2 separate regions of the Homo sapiens genome follow, and region 2 is linked to region 1. The links are chromatin loops, found by intact Hi-C in ENCODE. Cell type or tissue: ascending aorta. All regions are shown on one strand. Links, peaks and the distances in the headings refer to the core of each region. The heading gives the core; the rest is flanking DNA.

Region 1 (9,329 bases), core at 4,526-7,025:
TCCATACCCCATACTGGCCTTCTTTTTTGACCTCACTTTCCTTACTCCTGCCACAGGGCCTTGGCCATTGATATGATTTTGGCTTGAGATTAATGCCTCTTTCTCTCTCCTACCATACTGAAAATCATATGAGTGAAGGTACTGCATTTGTTTTTGTTCACATTTTTAATCCCCAATGAGTAAGTAGCATAATGCCCAGCATATAGTAGACATTCAATAAATAATTTGTAAGTATTTTAAGCAAATTAATTTTTTGAACATCTACATTTCACCTATAATCTCAGCTAATGCTTACAACAAACTAACAAATTAGGTACTATTATCCTCAGTTCACTAATAATGAAACTGAGTTTAAATAATTGAACTTGCCTGAGATTTCTCACCTAGTAAGTGTCAGAGCGAGAATTTGAACCTCGACATAAGTAATTCTAAAGTTCTTGGTCTTTACTATTTTCTAAAACTATATGAAATAGTCAACCAATATTTAAGACTGTGTCTCATTCAGGATCCTAAAAGGAAATAGATGACACATTGAACAAAGAGAATTGGAGGAAGTTTTATTTATAAAAGAACTCTTTACAAAAAGCATAGGTGGGATTATAGGGGAAACAAAAGGTTAGTGCATTAACCAAGGGCATGTAGCAAGCAAGCTGTTTCTCCACCTGAGCCAGAAGGGATGAAGGGAAGGAATGGCTACTGGACCCTAAGGGAAAGAGGTGACAGGAATTTGCAGCCCTTAGAGTAAGAGTGGCCTTCTGTTGATAGATCTGGCCAGCCTGAAGTTAGCACACAAGAATGCAGCCTGGAGGAGTAAATACCTTGATCGTAATCTCCTTCTTCCTTTTGATCTCTTCCTAGGGATCCCCGAGACAAAGCCCAACCAGAAGCAGAAGTACAAGGTAACCTATTAGTATAAACCATACAAATAAGCCTCCTAGGGCAGAAAGAATGGTAGAAAAAGGTGAGAGGAAATCTGGAGAGCAAACAGAAGACATCTAGGACAAAAATGCAGTGTGCACTCAAGATGGTACAGACTCCTAGAGACTGTTTAAATGAATATAATTCCTGCCCTCAGAAACAAGATTTTCTCCTCTCTTGAGCATAAAGAAGGCATTACCAGGGAGGTGTAGCCTAGCTGTTAATATATATTAGAACTTCATAAATTATAGGTTTGTAAAGCAAATCATATCTGTGTCATCTATATTCATTGCACAATTCCTAGTGGTAGGTATAACTAGAGTAATAACACAGAAAGAATACTTAATAATTCATTTTGGATTTTTTTTTTTTTTGAGATGGAGTCTCGTTCTGTCACCCAGGCTGGAGTGCAGTGGTGCAATCGCAGCTCACTACAAGCTCCACCTCCCAGGTTCATGCCATTCTCCTACCTCAGCCTCCCGAGTAGCTGGGACTACAGGCGCCTGCCAACACGCCTGGCTAATTTTTTGTATTTTTAGTAGAGATGGGGTTTCACCATGTTAGCCAGGATGGTCTCAATCTCCTGACCTCGTGATCCACCCGCCTCAGCCTCCCAAAGTGCTGGGATTACAGGCGTGAGCCACCGCGCCCAGCAGATATTTTTCATTAGACCTAGGTGTTCACCTGGAACTAGTTCCCCAACTAAATGTCTTAAGACTTAGAGGTTTTGTGACATCCATTTGTTCATCTCCGACACGGACGAAGCCAACCACTAATTCTTCTGTTTGCCAGCATTCTAATTAAGCTTTCTGCTAACATTTGTGACCAGACTAAAGTCAATGCAGGCATGCTCTGCTTTACAAACATCCAGTTGATAAGGTCTCCTGCAAGTGAACACTGTGGCCAAATCACAAAAGAAGAAGGTGTTCCTCTCTCCCTGCTGCCTGCTGCCAAGGTCCAGAGAGCAGTAAGTTTTTCCAACTCTCAGCCTAGAGAGCAGGCTGGGTGCTCTGAATTAAATTTGAAAGAAGGGAAGCAGAAAAGGAAGGAAAATAGCATTTGTCAAGCATCCTTTTCCGTATGCATTATCTCACTGAGCCTTTAAAATGACCCTAATGTACTCATTATTATCCCCATGTTACAGCAGAAAAAAAGTAAAGCTTCCGAAGTTTAAGTAACCAAAGCTTACAGTCCTACAGCTGGTAAAATAATAATAACAATAAATAAAAAATAATAATAAATCCAAACTCAGGTCTGCCCAATCCAAATTCTGTGAACTTTCTGTTACACTTCCTTGGAGGGAGACCTATTCAACTTACCAACCAACTTCCTTGTTTTTCAGAACATTTTCCCACAAAGAAACCTTACAAAGAAGAACTTGGCCTCTCAGCGGTTCACAACAACTGCCCTAGCATGAAACGTTGTAGCTGAACTAGAGTCCTGAATTAGCCATTCCAAACAAGGTCACGGAAATGCAAAGTTTGGGACTATATCCCATCCATAGGATGAAGCACCTCCATCTCTATGATGACAGGAAGCAAATCAGGAGGGTATTTCCCATCAGAAGACCATGAAATTTCCCTATCATTAAGTAGGAAGATAAAGGAATGTTCATGGTCAAGCCTAGCTCTCTTTTTCTCTGTGTAATGAAATATATGATCATATGTTTATTTCTCCAACTAAAATGTAAAAGCGCATATACTGGCTCATTTCTAGGGATTTCCCAAGTCTTTACAATGGCAATGCCCCAAGCGGCAAGAGCACTGCTAACACCAACAGCTGACAGTATTTAGAGGAATTGGGAGAACGTTTCTAGGTTTGGAACACTTTTAAGACTTTAATGAACACTTTGTTGTTGTTGAGGAAGGTCAGTTAAGAAAAACATTCCAATTTTGATTGCACATAGTCAAGAGGCCCAAAACACATCTTAATTTGGTGTCACAATAAACAGGACTTTTAAAATCAAGGGCTGGCAATTGAAGCCATGAGTACAATTTGAGTGGCTTTATGAAATGATGCTACTGTAAGCTTTCTTAGCAAGAGAGGGCCACCTCGGGCCTACAGAAATAAAGCAGAGAAAAGAAATTTGGTGGGCAAGAAGAGTAAGAGGCACCTCCTCCCACCCCACCCACCCCCATCATGCACAGTCTTTCCAGAACCCACTCTCCTATTTACAAACAGTGGAAAAAGCTATGGAGTATAAACAGAAATGATTACAGGATCAAGAAGCCTTTTCCAAATGGTCTGCTTGACCTTTGCAAACTACAAAATTAACTGCACAGCCAGGAGCTTTCTTTCATACTCTTACCCACTTTAAAGGCAGATTCATACATAAAATGACAAAGGTGATTAAGATGGGGTTAATGAAGAAAAATTAAGCAGTAGGTATCTAGCACCCACTGTCTAGTTAAAGCTCCAGCATCCTTAAGAATAAGATGTCAGTAGTTCCTCATACAGCAGGGGCCACCTGGACTATTTTCAGAGCAATAGTGTTTTCTCCTGGCATCCTACAATCTTAAGTCAACTCCAGAGCACGACTTTGCATGGAATGAAAGCACTGCGCTCATCAGAACACAGAGAATCATAGACTGTGCTGGTGTACGTTGCAGGAAAGGTTCCCACAGAGCTGGCCTTGGGTCACATGCTGTACCTGCAAAAATAACCATTCCAAAACACCAGCTGGTATTTCTCAGGATGCAGCCTCTCAGGATTATCTTCTCATTGTTGAGGGAATGCTTGCTGTCTTTCCAAGAAAGGATTCCCATGAATTTATCTAACTTGTTGTTAGGCACCTCACAGACAACAATCCCTGGAAAATAAAAAAACAAAACAAACCTCTTTATGACTCACCCAAAATTCTCTTCAGAAGCCCACAGCACTGTTTTACCACTGTTTCCCTCTCCTTTAGACAGCCTGGGGTTACATATAAAGAATTGTGCTAGAAAAAAATAAGCTGGGAGGTAGAAAAATGGAAAGCCATCAACTATTTTGAAACACAGTTTTCTGTACTGTCCAAATAAAAATAGAAAAAACAAATAATAACAGAAACCTTAACAGCCATGGGATATTTTTTCCTTAAAAAAGAAAAAAAAAGCATATCTTTACTTCCGGTTTGTAACAAATAATTTTTGAAAAGATAAAGCAGTGACTGTCCTAAAAGTTTCTCTTATTCCATCTCTTTTAGCTAAATGTGAACTTTTACACAGTTTAAAATAGCATACTTCTAGTCTCACAACAAAAGTTAACCATCTTTCTGACCTCACAATCAGGATTTCTGAGGTCCTACTGTATTCCACCAGAAAGAAACCTGGGCCTTGTTTGCCACATGAGTCTGAGAATGCGTGTGATTCCTTTCAGCTGTTCTATGCTTCTTATCTTGATTAGATTCAGAGTTCTGGGGACTCTCAAAGGCACCATATAACTTGCCCCTAACTGGCTAGAAGATGTTTCTAGTTTCTTTAATTCCAAACCAAGGGCATGCCCACTCCAAATCAACGAATCAATTCGTTCCATTATTTCAATATGAAAATATACATTCAGGATGAGGGTTCTCTAGATAGAAAAAGAAACCACAAATAATCTTTCACGGACCCTGCCACAAAACATAACTATTAGATTAATATACATATCCACTGCAAACAGGTAAGGTTAAATTTTTTATATATAATGAGTACAAAGACGTGAAAGAACAGAATGGAGGGAGAGAGGGACAGAGGGAGGAAGGAAAAAAGAGAGGGGAGATATGAAAAAGGAAGCTGTGGGTAGATCCAATCAGGGTTTGAGCCAGAGTCAGGGGTGAGATTAGTACCTACAAAGTTCTCTCTCTCAAAAACAAACAAACAAAAATACATTTACATTTAATCAGAATTCAAAAGAGCAAGTTGGAACATAAAACATAGCATTTGGAAAATAAAAAGGGGACTGTATCTTTAGCGCTGATTAAAGAGAAAGGGGACCACGTCAGCCTAGAGATCCTCTATATTACACTGACTCCATCCACTCTTCAAGCTGCCTTCTGAACTTAAAAGAGGCTTCTTAGGGGGGTCCCCTTTCTCCCTAGGATGCTCCCTTTAAAACTACTAAACAGAGGTAACAGCAACCAGTTGCCACATGGCCACGTCACTCCTGACCAACCATTTCACTAACAGACCTTGCATTAAAAAAGCAAAAGCAAATAAAACTGTGAAAGGAATGAGGGACTTATGTCCTCAGGGCTGCTTTTCCAACCTCCACCTGTCTTTCCCCAATATAACAAAAGTACTGCCTGAAGCCTCCCCACTTAGGCACTCACTGGCAGTTTCCCAGACATCCCTATTTCCCACTGCTAAATAGAGACTGCTGGCAGGAGGATTTGGATAAGACAAACAACCTTGCCAAGGGAAGGGGCTGAATTCTGGTTAGCTCCGTGATAGCCTATCACTGATAGTAAAAAGTAAATTAAAACTGATTTAAACTGGCTCAAGTTGTTTGGACAACTATGTTGTAGATGAGGAGACATTTTCTAAATCCCTGAATTCAGTATCTTTTTTTCTTGACCAATAATTTTCATTCTGAATTGTAAAATCTTGAATTGGCTATCACCAGCAAAATCTACATAAAATAACAGGTTGACAGCAACGCTTGAAGTTTATTCCAGATTCTTGACCCAAGACTCAATTTCTCAGGCTTCAAACCTAGCCACTTAAAAAAAAAAAATGTGCTTTGGGCAAAAACAACATGATATGCAGTCCCTGCCAAAAGGAATATAAAAAACAGGTTCATTTGATCATTTCTATTGTCATAAGCAAAGACTGACATGGAGGCAAATACAGCCTTAAACATGTTGGCTTGCCCCTCCCTGACCTCACACCAAGGGTGTGGTTCTAGACAGGAACAGGGAGTAAGGCCAAGGGGTACTGCCTGGGTTCTTGGAGGCTAAGCCCCAATTCAGCCTTTCTCAAAGAGTGTGGTCTCGGTGATGTAAGTTCTAAATACAGGCCCCAGTCAAAACAAAATGGTGGGAACAAAGCCAAACTACATTTGTTTTTATCATCAGAAGTGCTCGGCTTCCCCTTTTTAAGCTCTATTAGCATAAAACACACACTTCCCAATTTCTTTTGTACCACTTTCGAAAAGGGATGAACAGATTCCTTTGAAGGGAGCACTGTATTCACCTCTGTATTCCTATAACCTATTATACTATCTACATAATAGGATCTTTGTCGAAGAGATGGATAGAAAAAATTTCAGATGATTTCGAGAGAGGTTAAGAGATGAGATGGATATTAGAGCAGATCTAAGAAAAACAGAAAAAGTGGGTATATTTCCATGATAGTAATAAAGGACTAGAAAATCAAATAGCCCAGGCACAACAGCCGGGGCTTAGTTTGGCCTAAATCTAAAGGGAGTCGAGTAGATCTGAGAGTACTGAAAAAAGGTGAGAGCATTAAAGTGCATTAGAAGCAACCAAAATGAGAGCCTAGCCATGAAGCATAACAAGGATGAGGGGAAAGCTCTCTTAGGACCCTTCTTCTTTTTGCTAGTTGAATCAGAGAAGAGAAAGAGGCAGTAAATGATCAGTTTGACAATCGATGAGGAAACAGTTAAGGAAAAAATCGCATCATTTCTCACATAGTCATTTACTGAATACATGTTTGGAGCACAAAGTCATCTTTAATGGGCAATAATAAAGCTGGAAGAAAATCACGTCAATAATGAAGTGTAAATACAATCAAACTAGCTGGTCATATCTGTTTGCCCCTCTGAAGAGAAGACATGAAAGCAGATTGCAATTTATCCATTTGACAATCACACAGAAATGCTCTAGACCCATACTGAAAAAAATCTACAGGATCTCATTCTGGACCTTCTTAAGCATTCTAGATTTAGTCAGCTGGATCGTTGGTTAATTACCAACTTGACAGACTTCTCGAGCTAAGTATTTACCTCAAAGTGAAAGTCTGTAGTTTATCATAAAAATGGAACTCAGTGCCCAATAGTCTATGATTTTCCAGAGAAGCTGGCTTCATCTCTTCCTATACATTATTAATAGAAATAGTTCTTGATTATCTGTACTGCAACTCTTCCATAAGACAAATCATCCAGCAAATAAAACATCAATATTGCTGTTCAAGAATTTCTCTAGCCAAGAGTTTTTTTAGCGTTTTAGAGATTGCCCACTAGTGTTTGCCCTGATGATTGTGACAAATACTTATTTTCTTAGAAAGAAGTATGTCACCTTCCTATTTTCTAAAGCTTCTTTACTCTTCAACTGTCAAGGCTCACCCATCCATCATTACCACCATAATGGCATGTCGGCACCAGCAGTAAAGAGGGAAATTATTCTTCACGCCTTTACATGGAATCTATGCCTCATGAGTCAGCTGTGCTGTTGGGTTGTGCTCCAGTCCAGGTGAATAGGAAAGCTATCTGGTAAGCAAAAAAACTCACAAGATGCTAACCAAGCTATTTTTTTTAACCAAAAAGAGATGCTTATTTTTCCATGTTTTAATTACACACATGCTATTCTTTAGAAAGAACCACAAAATATACAAGGATTCCTGAATAAAGAGTCAACCTTTCCTCGGTTCAGAATTCAGCATTAACAGTCATACAAAATATGTAAACTTGTCAGGAGTTGCAGAAAACAGATCTCAGTTCAGTCAGTAACAATATGCAAAAGATTCTTAAACACATTTCGACAATTTACATCCGGGGTTTTCCCCAAGGAATAAGAATGTCCAGTTTACATAATAATAATTGACAAGTATTTCAGTTACTTGTTTATAAAAGCTTTTCAATTCCCATAAGACTTTAACATGAAAATCAAGGCCCAATCTCTTTTTATATTATATTTGATCTATAATATTAGATCAAGTTATGTATCTTTTCTTACAAAATTCAAGAGACCATAAATCATTTTTTCTGATGTTTGAAATGTATAAAAATATTTTCATGAGAACTTTTCAAATAAATGGATTTACCTGCCAAAACCCAACTCTCTTGTGTGCACTGGTCTCTACATTTGGCCAAGTCTTCTATAAACTCTTATCAGGGATCCTGACATTCAAAATCACTGAGAACATTGCTACGTTTTAAAAATATGATGACCTCATCCTTGTGCTGGATGGACTTGATCTCTGGTAATTAATTTCGTACCTTTGGGTTTAGAATATTTTAAAATTTCATTTATTTCCCTAATCAAGAGCTAAGCTCTTGTGCTAATTTTCCCTAACCCTCCAATGCTGTCTTTCTACTTTGGTTTACAACCTGGGGTTTTGTGTCCTTTTGTGTCCTTTGTAAAATAGGCTTTGCCAGAAGTCCAGGGTTCATAGTCTGGCTTCTCCACTTAACAGCCATATGACACTGGGAAAGTTAATCAATTTACCTGGGTCTCTTTATCCATAAATTGAGCTAACAATAATCTCTTCCTTCAAGAGCTGTAAGGGTTTAACAAGATAATGTGTGCAATTACTCAGCATGGTGCCTGGTACATAGTGAGTTCTTGCTCACATATCAGCATCATGTTTAGGGCCTGAGAACTTTAGGGCCTTTACCTTATCAAAGGCTTCTTTAGGGATGAGCCCTTGTTCAAGTCTGTCTTCTCCCCTGGGAAATAAGCTCTATAAAAGTAAGGCCTGAGCCTGACTTATTAACCACTGTATCCCAGTCTTAACAAATCCCTTGGCCTTGTGTTAAATATACATTTGCTGAATGAATAATGGGTGACTGTATGTATGGATGAAAGAAATAAGTCCACCAGAAAGACACTATCTTTGAATATAGATGCAAAAGTGAGGAGGCAGAGAGACTTACCAGAGACATCCTGAGATTTCAACCCATCTCAGTTCTGACCCTATGTGTCCGAAACCTGGAGTCCCCAGTGGGAACTTCTCTGGGGATAGGAGTGGGAAATTCAGGTCTTTAGATACTTGGAAGATGTGCTTTTATGATTCAAGGACAGAAAATTGTAATTTGGTGCTAGAGAAAGTATTTTGGCAAGTCTCAGAAGAGGAAAACACACAGTAACCAGAAGCAAAAATAATGCCATACCCAGATTTGCCCAGAAGTCACAAATTAAAACATGTACTTAGCACAGACAGAACATGGTAAAGAGTGTGCCTCCCATATCTTCTCATCGATTATACCTTGCCAAAGCTAGCCAGGGCATTGCCAAACATATACAATGTTGATATCCTATTTTAATTTAAACTAAAGGATGCAATATCTAGTTTTGATTCCCATGAGTCAAGAAAGTCTTTTTCCAATCACCAGAGGAAAACCTGAAATCTACTGATATTTCATTAGGACAAAGTTGAATAAAGAAGACACAAAAAAGGGAGTAGAAAAAGAACGAGGAGCAAAGGATCAAAAGAACCTTGGTAATATATGGAGAGATCATTTATAATTCTACATACTTTGTTTTGCATCTT
Region 2 (9,329 bases), core at 2,204-4,703, 140 kb before region 1:
CCATACCATGGCATGGCTAGGATCCAACCCGGTACCAGAAATGAAGGAAATGACCCTGCAGGACCCGCAGCCCCAGTTGATGCAGCTTCCTTGGATGACACAGGCCCCGGACATTACCTGGGGAATGCTGAAGAAGAAAACTCAGGAGGCTGAGCAAATCCTGCTCCAGACACAGACACCATTCATTCCAGATAATCTGTTCCTTGCTATGCTTTCTGTTGTACATTGCAAGTCTCACAGAGTATTAACCTTTCTTATTCTCTCACTCTGCCTGCAACCCGCACCTGCTACACTCTATTGGGCTCATCTCTTAGATCCATCTTTCTTCTGCCCTGTTACCTTGGCAGACACGCCCTTCCAGCCTCTAATAACATAACTGCTTGGCTGGGAGGGATTGAGTTGCCCCCGGTAGGGTCCCTCATTAATAACACACATTGGACTAAGGTGCCAGGTAACGCTACATATCACTTCACAATCCTCCCACTGTGTGTAAGTTATAAAAGTTCTAACCCTTACTGTGTACCTGCCCAAACACAATTATGGCTACATTATGGCAAAGGAAATACCTTAACATTCTCGGTTGCAGGTAGCCTCTCTAGATAAGCTTATTTACGTATGTCATCCAGAGACCGACCTTTGATCATCCGCATGCAAGACTGCTCCCTGCAAGGGGGAATGACAATGTTAATTACCCATAGATTGTGTTGGCTCCAGGCCTTTGACATTATACCAGTACTGAATAAATACAAGCAGCTCCGGCTTATTGGGGCTGCTGACTCTTCGGCCACCTAGTGCCAGGCAGTCCCCTAGTCACTCTTTCATGGGATACCTGTGTCTGAGTATTCCTTTCATCTGTCGCTCAGCCAGGGTCTGCAGGACAGACCTGGCAATGTTGAGTTGAAGCTCAGTTGAGGTCTAACAGGAAATCCTGTTTATAAATCACCAGAAGGACAGCATCATAGAGGACTGTTTTCTATAGGATTCTAAAGATGCTGATTTTCTTCCTGCAAGATGCATTTTTCTGAGAATGGCTATTGCCACCACACACTCACAGGCCAAGGACCCCTCCTTAAAACTCTGACAAACATGGGGCAACCCAGCCTACGTTGAAGAGATGAAGAAAGAGCTTGAGGACCAGGCACAAGAGCTTTGTCTGCTCCACCTCCTGGCTCTAGGCTCAGACGGAGAAGGTGGGGTGCCAAAAGAAATTCCTCACATGTTTACTACCTTCCTTCTAATTTCCTGTCCCCTCTGTTGTTTATTGAGTGAAAAAGGATGGCTGTCTTATAAGGAACATCAGATAGCCTACTTCAAGTCCACAGTGATTTTCAGGACTGGCATTTGCTATTACTTTATAGGTCTGGCCAATGCCTGGTCCACGAGAGAGGTGTTCACGACCAAGGTGAGAAGGTACCACTTGCTTACATTTTTTGCCTCTAGTGCAAGTACATTCACCTTGATTCCTCTCCAGTCATGTGGTTTGAGTTACTTTGGCCAGAAGCAGCAACTGAGGCCCAATCTGTGCTGTGCCCACAGGAAACTTCACAAAGGTTTACGTACAGAAGCATTTGGGGCCATGTCTGTCTTGGCTATGGGGACAGGTGGGGCTAAGCCGGCATCTCTGCTGTCAGTTGCCAGACTGCAGAGAGAGGCCCTTGCCTCCTTCCACAAGGTGTTTCCAATAAAGGGGACATATTTCCTTCGTTAGAAATAAACACAGACTGACAATATCATAGCATTTCTTGGGAAAAGAAGAAAACAGTCTTCAAACGTCCTCTGTAAGCTCCTCTGATGTGCATCTAGGTGGGGCTGGCATGGTGAGGAGAGAAGTGTATTATGAGAAAGCAAGAAAAGCACCCACACCATTCCATCACTAGATTTGACTTCCCAAACTAAAGAGGGTAGGATGACATCTGCTTAGCTACATCATAGGCCATCAAGGCTTGAAGAGACATAGGGTGCAACCTCCCTATAATGCTGATGAGGACACAGAGCCCAGGGAGGCTGAAGGATCTGACCACCTTACACAGCAGTCAGGGCAGAGCTGAAGCTACAACCCGCAACTTCTAATTTCAGTCCAGTGTATTTTCTGAAGTACTCCATTTCATCCAACCATCTCAACAATTGAACAAATCTGTTCATGTGTGGTTGGTGCTATAAGGCAATGGTTTTCAACCTACAGTCATGTTGTGAACCTCTGGGATATTTGAAAAATTACCAACACTTGGGCCTCATACCCTGAGATTTCAATTTCATAGGTTTAGTGTGAGGCCCAGCATAGACATTCTTAAGAGCTCTCCACTTGATAGTCACAGAGTTGAGAGCCATTACTTTAAGGAATATATATGGGAAATACTGGCACTTTCCTCTCCATTTTGCTGTGAACTTCACATTGCTCTAAAAAGATAATGTCTTGCCTGGGCGTGGTGGCTCACGCCTGTAATTCCAGCACTTTGGGAGGCCAAGGTGGGTGGATCACAAGGTAAGGAGTTCGAGACCAGCCTGGCCAACATAGTGAAACTCTGTCTCTACTAAAAATACAAAAAATTAGCCAGGCGTGGTGGCGGGTGCCTGTAATCCCAGCTACTCGGGAGGCTGAGGCAGAAGAATCGTTTGATCCTGGGAGACAGAGGTTGCAGTGAGCCAAAATTGCACCACTGCACTCCAGCCCGGGCAACACTGTGAGACTCCGTCCAAAAAAAAAAGATAAAGTCTTAAGAAATAAAATAGGAATATAAAGATAAAAATGACATGTTTCTAGGATCTCATGAGGAGGCAAACAAATACATAAATAACTTCCAAGCTAGGTGCTACAGAAGGTCCAAGAATAATATGAATATAAGTGTGATCCTGCCTGAACTATGCTGTCTATGGCCACAGGACTAATTTGTGTTAACTCTACTGTTTGTTCCACCAAGGCAAAGCTTACTTACCTTCCAGGCCTATCTCAAATCACACCTCTTCTATGGGCCTTTTTAACAAGACTCCAAAAACAGCTGGCATGCCTCTTCTCTAAACTTCTACACTACCCACAGGCCATAGGCAAACAATTTAGCACCAAATTATATATTATTTTCATTGTTACACTATAGTAATAGTGAAATGAAAGCTTCTACTTGTTCAGTGCATACCATGTGCCAGCCACCCTTTATGTTTTCTACACAGTGCCACCCATGCTCCCAGGAGCTCTATGATGCTGGTATTAATATACCCATTATACACATTAGGAAACTGAAACTCAGAGATGTCAAGTGCCTTGCCCCCAACCAGACAGCTGGTAAAGACATGAATTCAGGTATGCATGTCTCTAGACATGTTGCTTTGTATCAAATACAAATAATACTTCTTTATTATAGCACGTACTCCTGACATATTATTTTGCAAACTGTAAACTTCTTTGCTGTTCATTCACTTGTTTAATTCTTACTACAGCCCCACTATCAATTCTATTTGTGAGGGAATTAAGTCTAGAAAAATTAGATACAATTGCTCAAGATTCCATAGCCTGGCCAGGAACCCAGGTGTTCTATTCCAAGTGCAGGGCCATTTCACTGCCCACATATCCATGTGCCGGGCTCTGTTCCATGCTAACCTGAAGTCCCCTGAGAGAAAGCCTGTGTTTGATGCTGCTTCTGTATTTCCCACTGATGCCAGATATGCAGCCTGTTGCTTCATTAATTGATTTGCCAAGAAGTAGCAAGAATGTCCCCAAGACACAGCCAGACCCTAAGGACTTGAAGAATGAAACCACAGCAATTCTTTGGGGGCTGAAAATAACTGCTGAGAAGACATGACTGTGGGTTATTTTTAGTGCCATGAATAAGTTGTATTCTAGAAAAAACAAACAAAACTCCAACCTTTCAGTCACCATTTTTGAAGGAATGATTCTCAACTATCTACATCAACTAACAGAAGCAAACAGCAAAAGCGAAAGAAGTGACCTGCCCATGACCAAAGGATGGATCAGTGGAAGAAAGTCAACTTCCTTTCTCCTTCTCCCCCAAAAGTTTCCAATTTAAATCCCCAAAATCTCCAATTTAAATCCCAGTTATCTGTCTATGACACAACAATGTCTCTTTAGCCATATCCCATCTCGTTTCGTAAAGGATTCAAAGTAGCTTGCAACATGAATAGATATAATAAGCAATGATAAAATATAAACAAGTAAAGACTACCAAGGCTGAGGAACATGTAAATATAAGAAGTCAAGTCCAAGAAAAAATGCCTTATTAGTCAGAGAGGAAACTGTCTAAAGCCCAAAAGACTGCACTGCATTTAAAATAGATCTTCCATGCATGAGGTTTAGTTGATGAGGTATTTTTAGGGGCTCAGTCACTACTGTGGGTTTTACTCCTTGCCGGATATTGATCCAAAAGAATAATTGAAGCAATGAAACTATAGAATTTATCTCCAGGATGTGGTCAGCACACAATATTCATGCCTCCTTGGTTAAATAAGAGACGTGTTTTCCAAGTCTAATGTTGCCAAAAAGACCACGTCAGTGCTTTCTGTGGAATGGAACTCTTATTTCAACAGTAAGTCTGAATCATGACCATTTATTTATTTAACAGATATTGTGACAATAAATTATCTGCCAGGAACTGTGCAATGCATTGCTAATTCAAAGACAAGACATAGACCCTCTCTTACAGGACTTCTCTCTCTGGAGGAGCAGAGAGGCTTGTAAATATACAATAAGTAAAAACATAACAAGTATGATTAGAGAGGAATGCATAAGGAGTTGTAGAAGCAGGGATAGAGACAACCATGTCACTGAGGTTAGCAAGCACATCTTAACTTCTAATCTAACATCTTGTAACACATCTAGTTATAAGGATGCAGAGCTTCTGGGTTGGCAGAGGTGGGGTGAGCATTCTTAATTGAGTGGAACTGATAGAATCATAGAAGAAAGAACTTCCTTTTGTGACTTGCTGAACATCTCCATATTTCTGATTTGATTTTGTGGAGAAGTAAGGCAGACAAATGCAGCAGTGCCATCTCAAAAAGTGGCGGCCAGCAGGAATAGGACAGAGGAGTGTGAAGAAATGCTGTGGCAAGTATTTTGTCATATCCAGGTTAGTGAGACGAATTTCTTGGCAGTATAGGCATATTGTTCTTGGCAATTCTGTATATGGTAAAGGGAACTTCAGGATCCAAATCAACTTTCTGGCTGACTATGCATCCATTCAAACCACCTATGATCACATTTAAAACAAAAATCTAGCATCTCAAGAGAGATTTAAAATGGAAGGTTTCTTTGCCAGTGATCTGCACCAAAAACTGGAAGCCAGCAATCAAAAGTGAACAAGTGTTTCAAACTTTCAGGCCTCTGATGCCTGACTCAAAAATCTGAAGCATCCCCTTCCTGCTGACCCAGCTAAAGAATACTTTGGTGATCATACAAAAATATAATATTAATATACTATATTCATACTATAGTTATATATAACATTTTCAGATTATACATATTTATATGTATAAATATATATTTACATTTATATAGTATAGTATGAACGCTGAATAATTTATAAAATTATGATTGGCAAAAAGCAACTTGCTTAGAATTTACAGTGATTGATTATTTATATGTATAAATATATATTTATATAGTATAGTATGAATGCTGAATAATTTATAAAATTATTATAGGCAAAAAGCAACTTGCTTAGAATTTACAGTGATTGATTCCAGCATATGTATCTGAAGAAGCACCAAAGCAGGGGTCCATGGAAAATGGACACTTGCCTAGTGTTAGCTCAAGTCAGGTTCTGACTTTCTCCTGTAGAAACAAAAGCAGATAAGGTAACTTTCAAAGAAAATTCTTTTTTTTTTCCTTAAACTGACTCATAGCTTAGAAGTTGAGAAAATAAAGAAACAGCTAAGAAATATTGAAGGGTGTTGAATGTCTAAGGGAATCAGATAAAAAAGAAGAGCCTTAATAGGAAGTGTGCACATTTGTGACCAAAAATTAAGCTACCAGAAACTATGAAGAATGAATCCAGAAGTCTTAGCTAGAGAAATCATGCAAGAGAAAGAGATAAAAGGCATCCAAATAGGAAAAGAAGAAGTAAAATGATCTCTCTTTGCTGATGATATGATTCCATAGACAGAAAGTCCTAAAGACTCAGCCAAAAGGCTCCTGGAACTGATAAACAACTTCAATAAACTTTTAGGATACAAAATCAACACACAAAAATCAGTAGCATTTCTATACACCAAAAATGTTCAAGCTTTGAGAATCAAGTCAAGAACACAATCCAATTTACAATAGCCCCCCCAAAAATGAAATATCTAGGAATACATGGAATACATCTAACCAAAGAGTTGAAAGATCTCTACAAGGAAAACTACAAACACTGCTGAGAGAAATCATAGATAACACAAACAAATGGAAAAACATTCCATGCTCATGGATTGGAAGAATCAATTTCATTAAAATGGCCATACTGCCCAAAGCAATCTACAGATTCAATACTATTTCTATCAAGGTACAAATGTCATTTCCACAGAACTGGAAAAACGCTATTCTAAAATTCATATGGAACCCAAGAACAAGCTAGATAGCCAAAGCAATCCTAAGCAACATGAACAAAGCCAGAGGTATCACGTTATGTTACTTCAAACTATACTACAAGGCTACAGTAATCAAAACAGCATGGTTCTGCTACAGAAACAGACACATAGACCAATGGAAGAGAATAGAGAACCCAGAAATAAAGCTACACACTTGTAGCCATATGATCTTTGACAAAGACAACAAAAATATGCAATGGGAAAAGGACCCCCTATTCAATCAACAGTGCTGAGATAGAAGCTTTTGCTGTGCAGAAGCTCTTTAGTTTAATTAGGTCCCACTTGTCAATTTTTATTTTTAATTTTTGTTTATGGTGGATTTAATTTTTGTTTATATGGCTAGCCATATGCAGAAGAATAAAACTGGACCCCTACCTTTCACCGTAAACAAAAATTAACTCAAGATTGATTAAGGATTTAAAAGTAAAACCTCAAACTATAAGAATCCTAGAAGAAAACCTAGAAAACACCATTCTGGACATTGGCCTTGGGAAAGAATTCACAACTAGGTCCTCAAAAGCAATTGCAACAAAACCAAAATTGACAAGTGTGACCTAATTAAACTAGAGAGCTTCTGCACAGCAAAAGAAACTATCAACAGAGTAAACAGACAGCCTACAGAATGGAAGAAAATATTTGCCAACTATGCATCTGACAAAGGTCTAATATCCAGAATCTATAAGGAGCTTAAACAGCAGAACAAGCAAAAAACAAATAACTTCATTAAAAAGTAGGCAAAAGACATGAACAGACACTTCTCAAAAGAAGACAGACAAGTGACCAACAAACATGAGAAAATTCTCAACATCAGTATTTATAAGAGAAATGCAAATCAAAACCACAATGAGATACCATCACACACCAGTCAGAACAGCTATTATTAAAAAGTCAAAAAACAAATGCTGGCAGGGCCGTGGAGAAAAGGGAAGACTTATACACTGTTGGTAGCAATATAAATTAGTTCGGCCGCTGTGGACATACTTTGGAAGTTTCTCAAATAACTTAAAACAGAATTATCATTCAACTCAGCAACCCCATTATTGGGTATATACACAAATCATTCTACAAAAAAGATACATGCACTTGTATGTTTATCACAGCACTATGCACAGTAGCAAAGACATGGAATCAACCTACATGCCAATCAAGGGTGGATTAGATGAAGAAAATGTGGTACATATACACCATGGAATATTACATAGCCATAAAAAAGAAGAAAATCATGTCCTTTGCAGCAACATGGATACAGATGGAGGCCATTATCCTAAGCAAATTAATGCAGGAACAGAAAACCAAATTCCTCATGTTCTCCTTTATATGTGGGAGCTAGACATTGGGTACTCATGGATATAAAAATGGCCAAGAATAGACACCAGGGACTACTAGGGGAAGGGAGCAAGTGTTGAAAAACTATTGGGTACTATGCTCACTTCCTGGGTGACAGGATCATTCATATCCCAAACCTCAGCATTGTGCAATATACCTATATAACCTGCACATCTACCCCCTGAATCTAAAATAAAAGTTAAAATTAAAAAAAAAAAAAGACCAAATCTATGACCTAAGTGTCAACTAGAGATAGCATTGGGTTAAGAGCACAAGCCACTCCTGGGGTTTGAATCCCAGCTCTTCCATTATACGTCTCTGAGAAAGTTACTTAACCTCTCTGGGGTTTGATTCTTTCCCTTTAAAATGGGGAAAATAATGGTGCCTACCTCACTGGGTTGCTGTGAAGATTGCATTGAATGAGCTAATTATTATGAGGCTTAGCACAATACCCAGCACTTAGTAATCCTCACAATCCTTCAAGGAACATCTCATGATCCCCATTTTCCAGGTGGGTAAATGCACTTAGAGAAGGCATCTTTGCTAACAGTCCCACAGGTAACCGATGGACTTTCTAAAGTGTCAGCCATTCCCCTGGCTTCTCCTTCCCCTCCTTCTCCTAGGTGGTCAAACTATACAGAGTATAAATGTTCTTTCACTTTTTTCCTACGACTCAATCTGTCCCATGACTTTCTCTCAAATATTCCCCTTTCCCAGCTCCCCATGATGCTCAAGTCCTTTCTTTTACTATGAAAACATTTTTTCTTTGTTGCTGGATTTTGTTCTCATCAATTCTTTTATGCCAAGGACATTCGGGACTATCCCATACTAAGAAGTGGTGTTAGAGAAATCCCCTTGACTATTTGGGTATCAGTTTGCCATTCTTTGGAAATTATTCTCCCACCACCACCTTTTCCTCAGTTTTTATTTTTTCATATTTTTTCAGCCTCAAGGTACTCCTTCCCAGATCTAGACAAGGTCCCCAAGGAAGATCAAAACATTTTTGAGGTCAGGAACTATTCCAACTCACACTATCTAGACTACAGACTAATTTAAAGACTACAGACAATCAACAAAAGCTGCTATTTAACTCAAAGGACAGAACAACTATTTTCAAATATTTGAGGAGCTGTCACATGAGAGATACTTATTCAGTCTCTTTTGCAAGGGCAGAGGCAAACAATGCAGGGTAATGATGGGGAAACAGACCTCAGGTCAAAAGAAGAAGGAGATTCCTCACCAATGGAGCTGTTCGAAGGGAGCTGGCTTCGTTGAGCTCATGAGCACTGCATCATTGGGAACATCTGAGCAGAGACTGAATGCCATCTGCAGGCTTATTCTGAAGGAAGTTCCTGCATCAAGTTGAAAGTATGTACATAGTCTCCTGGGCGAATGCAGGAGAATCACCTGGAACACTTTTAAAGGGGTTA

What was found. Hi-C counts contacts between places; a loop is a spot of excess contacts. Peaks named below come from ENCODE experiments on the same cell type or tissue, not always from the same donor. Only the 100,000 strongest peaks of a DNase experiment are listed, where the experiment ranks them.
Region 2: a loop joins it to region 1, with 2.8 times the contacts of the local background. A loop is called at or near these places in 3 of 110 quality-filtered maps.

The regions. Positions count from the first base shown.
Region 1 is chr15:49,983,823-49,993,151 of GRCh38, forward strand. ATP8B4 (ATPase phospholipid transporting 8B4 (putative)) reads right to left here. Exons shown (of 28, transcript NM_024837.4): 10 at 3,569-3,727. Among named protein-coding and RNA genes, the nearest start is that of ATP8B4, 130 kb to the right of the region's middle. In ascending aorta, for the core only: no CTCF peak of the experiment used is centred there; a DNase peak (open chromatin) is centred at 5,789; H3K27ac peaks cover 2,500 bases.
Region 2 is chr15:49,843,891-49,853,219 of GRCh38, forward strand. No RefSeq gene overlaps it. Among named protein-coding and RNA genes, the nearest start is that of DTWD1, 230 kb to the left of the region's middle. In ascending aorta, for the core only: no CTCF peak of the experiment used is centred there; a DNase peak (open chromatin) is centred at 3,634; H3K27ac peaks cover 1,876 bases.